2 separate regions of the Homo sapiens genome follow, and region 1 is linked to region 2. A link is a contact called in ENCODE Hi-C or POLR2A ChIA-PET data. All regions are on one chromosome and are shown on one strand. Each heading gives the region's core, a stretch centred on a gene start or an enhancer-like site at or near the end of the contact. The rest is flanking DNA. Distances are from core to core; before and after follow the strand shown.

The links. Hi-C counts contacts between places; a loop is a spot of excess contacts on that map. ChIA-PET counts read pairs that join two places held with the same protein, here RNA polymerase II (POLR2A). Pooled maps may share reads with other maps.
Region 1: a loop to region 2 is called in a pooled map, with 2.5 times the contacts of the local background. The contact joins the promoter of MATR3 here to the enhancer-like site in region 2. A Hi-C loop is called at or near these places in 7 of 50 pooled maps. POLR2A ChIA-PET finds 5 or more read pairs at or near these places in 15 of 52 experiments (CD4-positive, alpha-beta T cell, CD4-positive, alpha-beta memory T cell, CD8-positive, alpha-beta memory T cell and 11 more).

Annotation. Positions count from the first base shown.
Region 1 is chr5:139,291,532-139,296,438 of GRCh38, forward strand. It overlaps MATR3 (matrin 3), which reads left to right and starts at 2,209. Exons shown (of 15, transcript NM_018834.6): 1 at 2,209-2,274. It overlaps LOC124901081 (a long non-coding RNA gene), which reads right to left and starts at 2,026. Exons shown (of 4, transcript XR_007058956.1): 1 at 1,743-2,026. RefSeq lists enhancers at 2,281-2,984, 2,985-3,687.
Region 2 is chr5:139,244,107-139,248,535 of GRCh38, forward strand. No RefSeq gene overlaps it. Among named protein-coding and RNA genes, the nearest start is that of SNHG4, 28 kb to the right of the region's middle. Within about 2 kb of position 2,389, at least 3 of the 41 ENCODE cell types and tissues checked have a DNase peak (open chromatin) inside an H3K27ac peak, as active enhancers do.

The sequences.
Region 1 (4,907 bases), core at 959-3,458, 47 kb after region 2:
AGATGGTAACTTCATTTTTTTTTGAAACGGAGTTTTGCTTTTGTTGCCCAGGCTGGCGTGCAATGGCGCGACCTTGGCTTCACCGCAACCTCCGCCTCCCGGGTTCAAGCGATTCTCCTGCCTCAGCCTCTCGAGTAGCTGGGATTACTGGTATGCACCACCATGCCCGGTTAATTTTTGTATTTCGAGTAGAGACGGGGTTTCTCCATGTTGGTCAGGCTAGTCTCGAACTCCCGACCTCAAGTGATCCACCTGCCTCGGGTTTCCAAAGTGCTGGGATTACAGGCATGAGTCACCGCGCCTGGCCAAGTAACTTCATTTTTATGGCTATGCCATTTCAGGTAGTGCTTCGTTGAGGCATCAAGACTCCACTGACCAGCTTTTTCACTTTATTGAATTACATAACCTTTTTTTTTTTTTTTTTTTTTTTTTTGAGACAATGTCTGACTCTGTAGCCCAGGCTGGAGTGTGCAGTGGTGCACTAGGCTCACGGCAACCTCCGCCTCCGGCTCAAACGATCCTCAGCCCCGTCCTCCGTACCAGGTGAGTAGCTGGGACCACAGGCGTACACCACCACGCCCAGCTAACTTTGTGTTATTATTATTATTTTAGTAGAGACGGTGTTTCGCCACGATGCCCAGGCTGGTCTGGAACTCTTGAACTCAAGTGATCCACCCGCCAAGGCCTCCAAAAGTGGTGGGATTACAGGCGAGATCTACCGTGCCTCAAATCACATAACCTTTTAATGTCTCAGTTTTGTGATCTACCAAATGGTATCCCACAGTAGCCGCCTCTCAAGGTTATTGTAGGGTTATGTGTAAACTGCTTATTGCATTGCCCACCTTATAGAAAGCACTCCATATTATAATCATTAACTGTGCTGGAAAATTCCCAACTCTCCAGATGCGGAGTTCTGCAAGGATGGTTGGGGAGAGAGTTGCAGCCAGATTAGGTCTCCAAACAATTTACTTAAGCCTCTGAAGGCCGGAGCTCAAATCCCTCCAACCCGGGTACCTAACCAGTACCTCAGTCCCAAGAGTGTATTGCATTCAGTCAAATTCACCAAAAGGCGGCGGTGGTCTTTAGGAAGGAAAAGGCTCGCGGTCCTCCGCCTCAACGACCCTCCTGCACAGAATTCCTGATTTTAAAAACCAGCTGGCCACTTTGGGAGGCCGAGGCGGGCGGATCACAAGGTCAGGAGATCGAGAGCATCCTGGCTAACACGGTGAAACCCCCGCCTCTATTAAAAATGCAAAAAGAAATTAGCCAGGCGTCGTGGCGGGCGCCTGTAGTCCCAGCTACTCCGGAGGCTGAGGCAGGAGAATGGCGTGAACCCGGGAGGCGGAGTTTGCAGTGAGCCGAGATCGCGCCACTGCACTCCAGCCTGGGTGACAGAGTGAGACTCCGTCTCAAAACAAAAAACAAAACAAAAAAAACAGCTGGCTGGGCGTGTAGGCTCACGCCCTTAATCCAATGCTGAGAGGCGGAGGCGGGAGCACTGCTTGAGCCAAGGAGTTCCAGACCAGCCTAGGCAAAATAACGAGACACCATCTCTACGGAAAAAATAAAAATAAAAAAGTTAGCTGGCCATGGTGGTGCGAGCCTGTAGTCCCAGCTACTGGGGAGGCTGAGGTGGGAGGATCCCTTGAGGATAGGAGTTCGAGGCTGCAATGAGCCATGATAACGCCAGCGCACTCCAACCTGAGCAACACAGTTTATTTATGATAAATAAATAAACATACCTAAATAAAAACCAGCCAAAATGGTATCGTTTTCCCTTTGTGGCCCCAATATCTGGCGCTTTCCACCATTCCTTGGCAAACAGAACAACCAGAGAGCATAAAAGTCGAGTCTAAGCCAGGGACTCTCGCGAATCCCTTCTAAGGCATACCCTATTTAAACTTTGTATTATGCTATTCAGGAGGTTGACAAACAGCCTTTTCGGGAATGGGACTCGAACTCGTAAGCCACGTCTGTTCCTCCATTTCCCGCCTCAGCTGGATGACGGAGAGGGATCTCCGGGATTAAAGAACAACGACCGCAGGCGAGTGCACGAGCGAGGTGCGCGCGCTGAGTAGGGGGAGGGGCCTGGCGCGCGCCGAACCAGATCGAGGGGGTGGGGGCGAGCTCTCTCGCGAGAGTGGGTTTGTTCTTGGGCTGCAGCCGCTGCCGCCGCTTCTCGCCAGCGCCGTTGCTGCGGGGGATTGTGGGAGTCTCCGCGTCCCGCTCGCTGGGAGAGAGGTACCTCTCCTTTTCCCTCTCCCTTTCCCTAAGGTAGGCGTGAAGCGGGTAAGAGTCGGGGTCGGGTGGCTGGGGGTTCTCCGTGTCCGCCGGGAGGGGACAACGACGGCGACAGGGGCTGCGGGGAGCCGGCGGCGCGCCTTTCTTGCTCGCTCCCGCTCTGCCTCCCTCCGCGTTGCGTATGTGAGCCGCCTGATCGGCGGCCGCCATGTTAGGAGCGCAGTGGCGGCGCAACCAGCCTTCTAGGGCGGCGGAGGTGAGCGGTCCGGGAGGGAAACACGCGGCCGGCCAAGGGCCCAGGGTGCGGCGGGAGATTTTGGGTGAAGAGGTGCGCTGACCGGCCGAGCTTCCTGCGCGTCCTGGGCTCGTTGTGGGCGGGGGCGGGACGACTAGCCCGTTACACGCGGGCCGCGGCGCTGAGGGGGAGGGAGGAGCTCGCTCGAGGCCTGAGGGACAGACTGTACACTGGGGGCTTGCCGTTTGAGGAGGATGGTTAAGATATCTAAGTCCTTGGGTAGCGCCAGTGCCAAATAACCCGTTCGCCTTTTTTTCTCTGAAAATGTTCCCCCAAAATGGAGGATTTCGCAGACTCTGAAGAGCCTGCTTGTTTGAGCAGCGTTTCTTTCTTTTCCCGGTGTCTCGGCCTTCACGCCGCTCCTTGCCCATCGCCTCAGAGCGCCCCCTAAGACTCCCGGCCCACACGCGCGCGCGCGCGCGGCGTTAGCTGGACATCAGAAACAATTCCTCCCCGCCCCCCATCGCGTAAAAATGGCCGAAAAATGAAACGTTAACGCTTGTTTTTCGTACTGCGTCGTGGAACAAGCCGCCTGCAGTACAGTGCGAGGCGGGTGATTTGCACTTGTTTAGTCAAGTCACCTCACATCCTTTTTCTCTTTATCAAAATAGTATTAGTCCAGGTTCCTCCAGAGAGGATCGTGTGGTGTGGGACCTTCCGGTTTCCAGACAAAGGGTTTTGGAGTACCGTGGTGTAGTCGCCGCATCGTTCTTTGCATTTCGAGCTCTGTGCCATGTTCTGTGTTCGGCATTTACCGTGGATGAATATCCCCTAGGTGTTTATCCTGCTCTGTGGCCCTGTTCTGTGGAATATTCCTATTGGATCAGTTACAGTTTTTTAGCCAGATATTTCTAGAACGGTTATGGTGGTTCTGAAATGGCTAGTCTTTCGGGCGCGCTGGAATAATGTGAAGAATCGTTGATTTCGTAGGTAGGGGTCACGAGATTTTGTATTGGTACTGCGTTCTGTGTTTTAAACCTTGGCTTAAGATTTCTGAATAGTCGGTAAAATACATTTTTCTCCCAGGGAAATCTAAACAGTTGACTATGCGGACAAAAATGATGTTTCAGGCTATTTTAATAAATGTTTAAAATTTCCCTTTAAAAACATTTCTTTACTAATGGCTCAGTCATCTACGCAGTCTATCGACGTTTTTCACAGTATTGTTTTAAAAATCAAGAAAGGCTTGACATTTTCGTTGCAAAAACGCTCTGGATGATGCCTTTTCCACTTAAATAGAATGTTTTTGCAAACTCGAAATTAAACAACATTAAAATACTGCATGAAGTTTCTTGGTTATGTAAGATTTGGAAAAGATCATTTAGCCAGATGTGTGTTGAAGTGCTTTAAATTTGTATTTCTTCCTTTGCACTTAACAGTATATACTTAGAACATTACTTTGTACTTTACCCAGAGAAGTTTCGCTTTATCATCTTTATATATTTTTCAGCCGTGTACAGCTTTTATATCACATTTTGAACTAACTTGGAAGGATTTAACTACCCTTGATCTGTGCATTTGTTTTAGTCTTTAAACATACTAATTTTTTTACTAATGCTTTTAGAGTTTGTAAACGCTAATATTACAAGTCAGTTAATGGTTTTTACTGAGGAGTGCAACGGTGGTGTCGTATTTTAGGAGCATCACGTAGTTCAAATCCCTAATTTTATAGAAGAGAAGGTTAAAGCCCAGATAGGTCGTGACCAGTTGCAAATAGTAGCAGTGCTGTCAGTGTGGTCTACAGAGGTCTTGGATCTTTTTTTTCTCTGAAACAGGATCGCTCTGTTGCCCAGACTGGAGTGCAGTGGTATGATCAGTGGCTCACGGCTCACAGCAGCCTCGACCTCCCAGGCTTAAGTAATCCTCCCACCTCAGCCTCCTGGGTAGCTGAGATCACAGGCGCGCGCCACCACACCAAGCTAATTTTTTGATCGTCTGTAGAGACGTGTTCTCACAATATGGCCCAGGCTGGTGTTGAACTCTCGGAGCTCTTAGATGTTGATTCAGACTCCTTCATAGTATAATAGGCTTAAAATGGAAAGACTGTGCGTACAGGAATTTATCCTAAGGAAGTAATGTGTCAGATTTGCGTATATAAATTTAATATCAGTTATTAAGAATTTTTTTTAAAATTAAATATTCAAGTTTTGGGAATCTGCTAATTCTGTTGTGAAAGTGGAAATCTATACAGCCACTTAAAACAGTATCGTAGGTGAAGAGTATGATGGGAAAATGGTAACGGTATACAGTTTTAACTGGAAAGGAAAATGTTGGAAAACTGCTAATGTCGTTTGATTGTTTTTTAAACGACAATGTAAACATGAAAATAGAGATATACCCCAAAATGTTTGCTCAGATGTTGGCATTGTTT
Region 2 (4,429 bases), core at 1,139-3,638:
CCTGGACAACACAGTAAAACCCTGTCTCTACTAAAATACAAAAAATTAGACAGGTGTGGCAGTGTGCACCTGTAGTCCCAGCTATTCAGGAGGCTGAAGCAGTAGAATTGCTTGAACCCGGGAAGCGGAGCTTACAGTGAGCCAAGATGGTGCCACTGCACTCCAGCCTGGGCAACAGAGTGAGACTCTGTCTCAAAAAAAAAAAAAAAAAAAAAAAAAGCTGGGCGTAGTGGCTCACGCCTGTAATCCCAGCACTTTGACACTTTGAGAGGCCGAGGCGGGCAGATCACGAGGTCAGGAGATCGAGACCATCCTGGCTAACACGGTGAAACCCCGTCTCTACTAGAAATACAAAAATTAGCCAGGTGTGGTGGTGGGCGCCTGTAGTCCCATCTACTCGGGAGGCTGAGGCAGGAGAATGGTGTGAAGCCAGGAGGTGGAGCTTGCAGTGAGCCGAGATCGCGCCACTGCACTCCAGCCTGGGGGACAGAGTGAGACTCCGTCTCAAAAAAAAAAAAAAAAAAAGCCAGGGAGGAAAAGCCACACACTGCATGATTCCATTTATATAAAAAGTCCACATTAGACATATCTATAGAGATGGAAAATAGATTAGTAGCTGCCTAGAGTTGGGGCAATTTGGGATTGACTACAAATGGGTAGGAGGTTTCTTTCTGTGGTGATGAAAATATTCTAGGATTGGTTGTGTTGATGGTTGCACAGCTCTGTAAATATACTAAAAACTTTGTGCGCTTTAAATGGGTGAATTGTCTAGTGTATAAATTAAATCTCAGTAAAGAAACAGGCAACCCACAAAGTAACAGAAAATTCTATATGAAATTGTTACCACTAAGACGTCTAATAGTTATATTTAAAAATAATAATAACAATAGTTTTCTTGGTGTTTTGTTTTATTTTCTGAGACACAGTCTCCCTCTGTCACCAGGCTGGAGTGCAGTGGCACGATCTCAGCTCACTGCAACCCCCGCCTCCCGGGTTCAAGCAATTCTCCTGCTTCAGCCTCCCGAATAGCTGGGACTACAGGCGCATGCCGCCACGCCCAGCTAATTTTTGTATTTTGTTGTTGTTGTTGTTGTTGTTTGAGACGGAGTCTTACTCTGTCGCCCAGGCTGGAGTGCAGTGGCTCCATCTCAGTTCACTGCAACCTCTGCCACCTGGGTTCAAGTGATTCTCCTGCCTCAGCCTCCCGAGTAGCCGAGATTACAGGCGCGTGCCACCATGCCTGGCTAATTTTTGTATTTTTGGTAGAGACGGGGTTTCAGCATCTTGGCCAGGCTGTTCTTGAACTCCTGACCTTGTGATCCACCCATCTCAGCTTCCCAAAGTGCTGGGATTACAGGCGTGAGCCACCATGCCTGGTCTTTTTTTGTATTTTTAGTGAGATGGGGTTTCACCATGTTGGCCAGGATGGTCTCAATCTCTTGATCTCGTGATCCGCCCACCTCGGCCTCCCAAAGTGCTGGGATTACAGGTGTGAGCCACTGCGCCCAGCCAATAGCTTTTTAAAACAAAACAAAAAAGTGAGGGCTTTGCTGTCAAATCTCATTTCTGCCACCTGCTGACTATGTAACCTTGGACAAGTTACTTAACCTCACTGAGCTCAGTTTTCTCATCTGTAAAATATGTATTAGGTCATTTTGAGGATTAAATACATGAATATGTAAAGTCATCTGGCACATAGTAGGTGCTCAGTAAATGAAAACTATAAAGAAGAGCCAAGGAATGCCAACAATTAAAGGAGTGAGGAAGAAAAAACAATATTTGTGGGCCAATGCTATATCCATACATTTATGCCTAACATTTGGCTGTGTTCTAAGGACATAAGGAAGACCCTGACTAAGAAGCTGGAAGGCTGAGGTATAAGGCATTTCTGGAATAAAAATCCCCATAAATAAGCTAAGGGCCAAAACAGAGTCATGGGCAGGTTGTTCAGAAGCAGAGAGAAAGGCTTTGAAAGGGGAGGAGACTTTAAGAGTCAGCCAGGTGGAAAAGGGCAGAGTAGACCCTTGTCCCCTCCCCTACTATGGGTAACCAGAAGGATATGAAACAGCCCTCTCTGGAGAAAACTGGATAGAGTTTACTCAGGACAGGCAGAGGCAGAAATCAGAAGAGAAATTGTAGGTTGATTTTTCATGGCCAGGATGGGGAATGAAGCTGGCACAGGAGGTAGAAGATAAGGCCTGCCTCCCTGGCCTTGCAATAGGTGAACTGAGCCCTAGGAATTCCTGCCCTCTCCCCTGGACTAGCTCCCCTTGGCCCCTAAGCTCTGGATCTCCCTCTGCCTCCCACCAGTCCTCTTTTGGGGAACAGAACCCGATGCTCTGTGGGCCGAGCATGATGGCTCCAGCACTCCTCCCTCTAGTGACTCATTCCCAAGACTGGGGGTGGCAGGAAGTGCCAGGGCCCCAGAGTTGCAGCCCCATCCGGATTCTGGCAGCTTAGAGACATCCTATATTCTTCCTTCCTCCCCCCACCCCCGCCACCTCCCTCACTTTCAGCTCTGACTCTTGACATTTCTACATAAGAGACACCCACCTCCCCCAATCTCTTCTTGCCTTTCTATTGCCTCCTACAGTACCTAAACTGCAGCCCCTAGGGGCTGCTGGGTTAAAGCAGCCTGATCCCAAGGGGGAATGGACACAACCCACATCTAAGGGCCCTTTCCTAGGAAAGGTGACCAGGCAAGTTCTGTACCCTCATGGCCAGATCTTTGACCGGCAAGGCACATGATCTAGAAAGCATTCTGATTGACGCTTAAAACAACAAAATGGTTTTGCTCCATGCTAAGGTCTTCACAAGTCTGTCTCATTTATTCCTTACAACAACTCTAATACAGATACCATTATCACCGGCATCTGGCAAATAAGAAAAGTGAGAGGAAATGTGAAAAGTAGAAGAGCTCGGCCGGGCGCGGTGGCTCACGCCTGTAATCCCAGCACTTTGGGAGGCCGAGATGGGCGGATCACAAGGTCAGGAGATCGAGACCATCCTGGCTAACACGGTGAAACCCCGTCTCTACTAAAAATACAAAAAAATTAGCCGGGCGCAGTGGCGGGCGCCTGTAGTCCTAGCTACTCAGGAGGCTGAGGCAGGAGAATGGCGTGAACCCGGGAGGCGGAGCTTGCAGTGAGCCGAGATCTCGCCACTGCACTCCAGCCTGGGTGACAGAGCGAGACTCCGTCTCAAAAAAAAAAAAAAGAGAAAAGTAGCAGAACTGGGGCTTAAACCCAGGACTCACATCCTGGGCCTTTAACTGCCAGGCTCCTCTTCCTGTCTTGGGAACAGAGGGCAGTGTAGGCCTCTTTGAGCACAGCCCCCTGAGTAATCTAGGGCAGCACATGCAATCTTGAGGCCCTTGGCACAGCTGCTCTGGGGTCTGGCTTCAACTCTAGCCTCCCTTCTAGTTCTCCGTCCCTTTCTATACCTGCCCCACTCTCCGGGGTGGAAATGTGGAGGGCTACTCAGAGGATTCTCAGCCCCATCAACAGCTTATCTTCCTATTCAACTATTAGGACAAACAGACATCAATGTGATTCCAGGGTTCCCAGGGACTACCTAGAAAGAGGGAAATCAGATAGTAATGCTTATAGGTGCAGGCAGGCAAAAGGAGGCTATAGATACCCAAGCATGGGGTTAGCTGAGGCTTGCAGGCAGAGCAGACATCTGTCAAATCAAAGAGGCATAGAGACAGCCCACATGACAATAGAAATAATGATACCCTTGAATTATGTAGCACTTTATAATTTCTCAAGCACTTTGCAAACATTTGATCCTCCAGATGACCTCCTAGGGCCCAAGGAAGCAGAAAGCATCTTTTATAAGCTGTCACCACCTGTCAAGTTGTCCCCCAAGATGGGGAAAGGCAGGAGCCAGGCAAGGCAGTGAGTGAGTTAACCAAACCCAAGCCACAGTGAGTAATTGATAGTTTTTATGGAGACTTTATCCTCAGACTCCTTAGATATCATATTTCTGTTAGATTATATTTACATAACAGTGCAGGGTGAGAGACCCTGATAAATCTTCTCAGAGGCATGGGGATGAATACTGTGGAAATGTACTTTTGTTGATAGCGATTTGTTTTACTACACTACTGCCCTTCAATCTAGGGAGGAAAGAGCAAGGCTATTGCTTTATGGAGGGAGGGAAGGAGGGAAAGGAGAAGGGGAGGTATATAAAGATCAGAGATCTGGAACAAGAGGAATGAATGAGAGGGGAAGAGACAGGGCTCCGAAAGGGAAAGCTTTAGGCAAGGGGGGCAGAAGGAAAGGACAGGAAAAAGGAAAGCTGGGCCAGATGCGGTGGCTCACGCCTGTAATCCCAGCACTTTGGGAGGCTGAGGCAAGCAGATCACCTGAGGTTGGGAGTTCGAGACCAGCCTGATCAACATGGTGAAAACCCATCTCTACTAAAA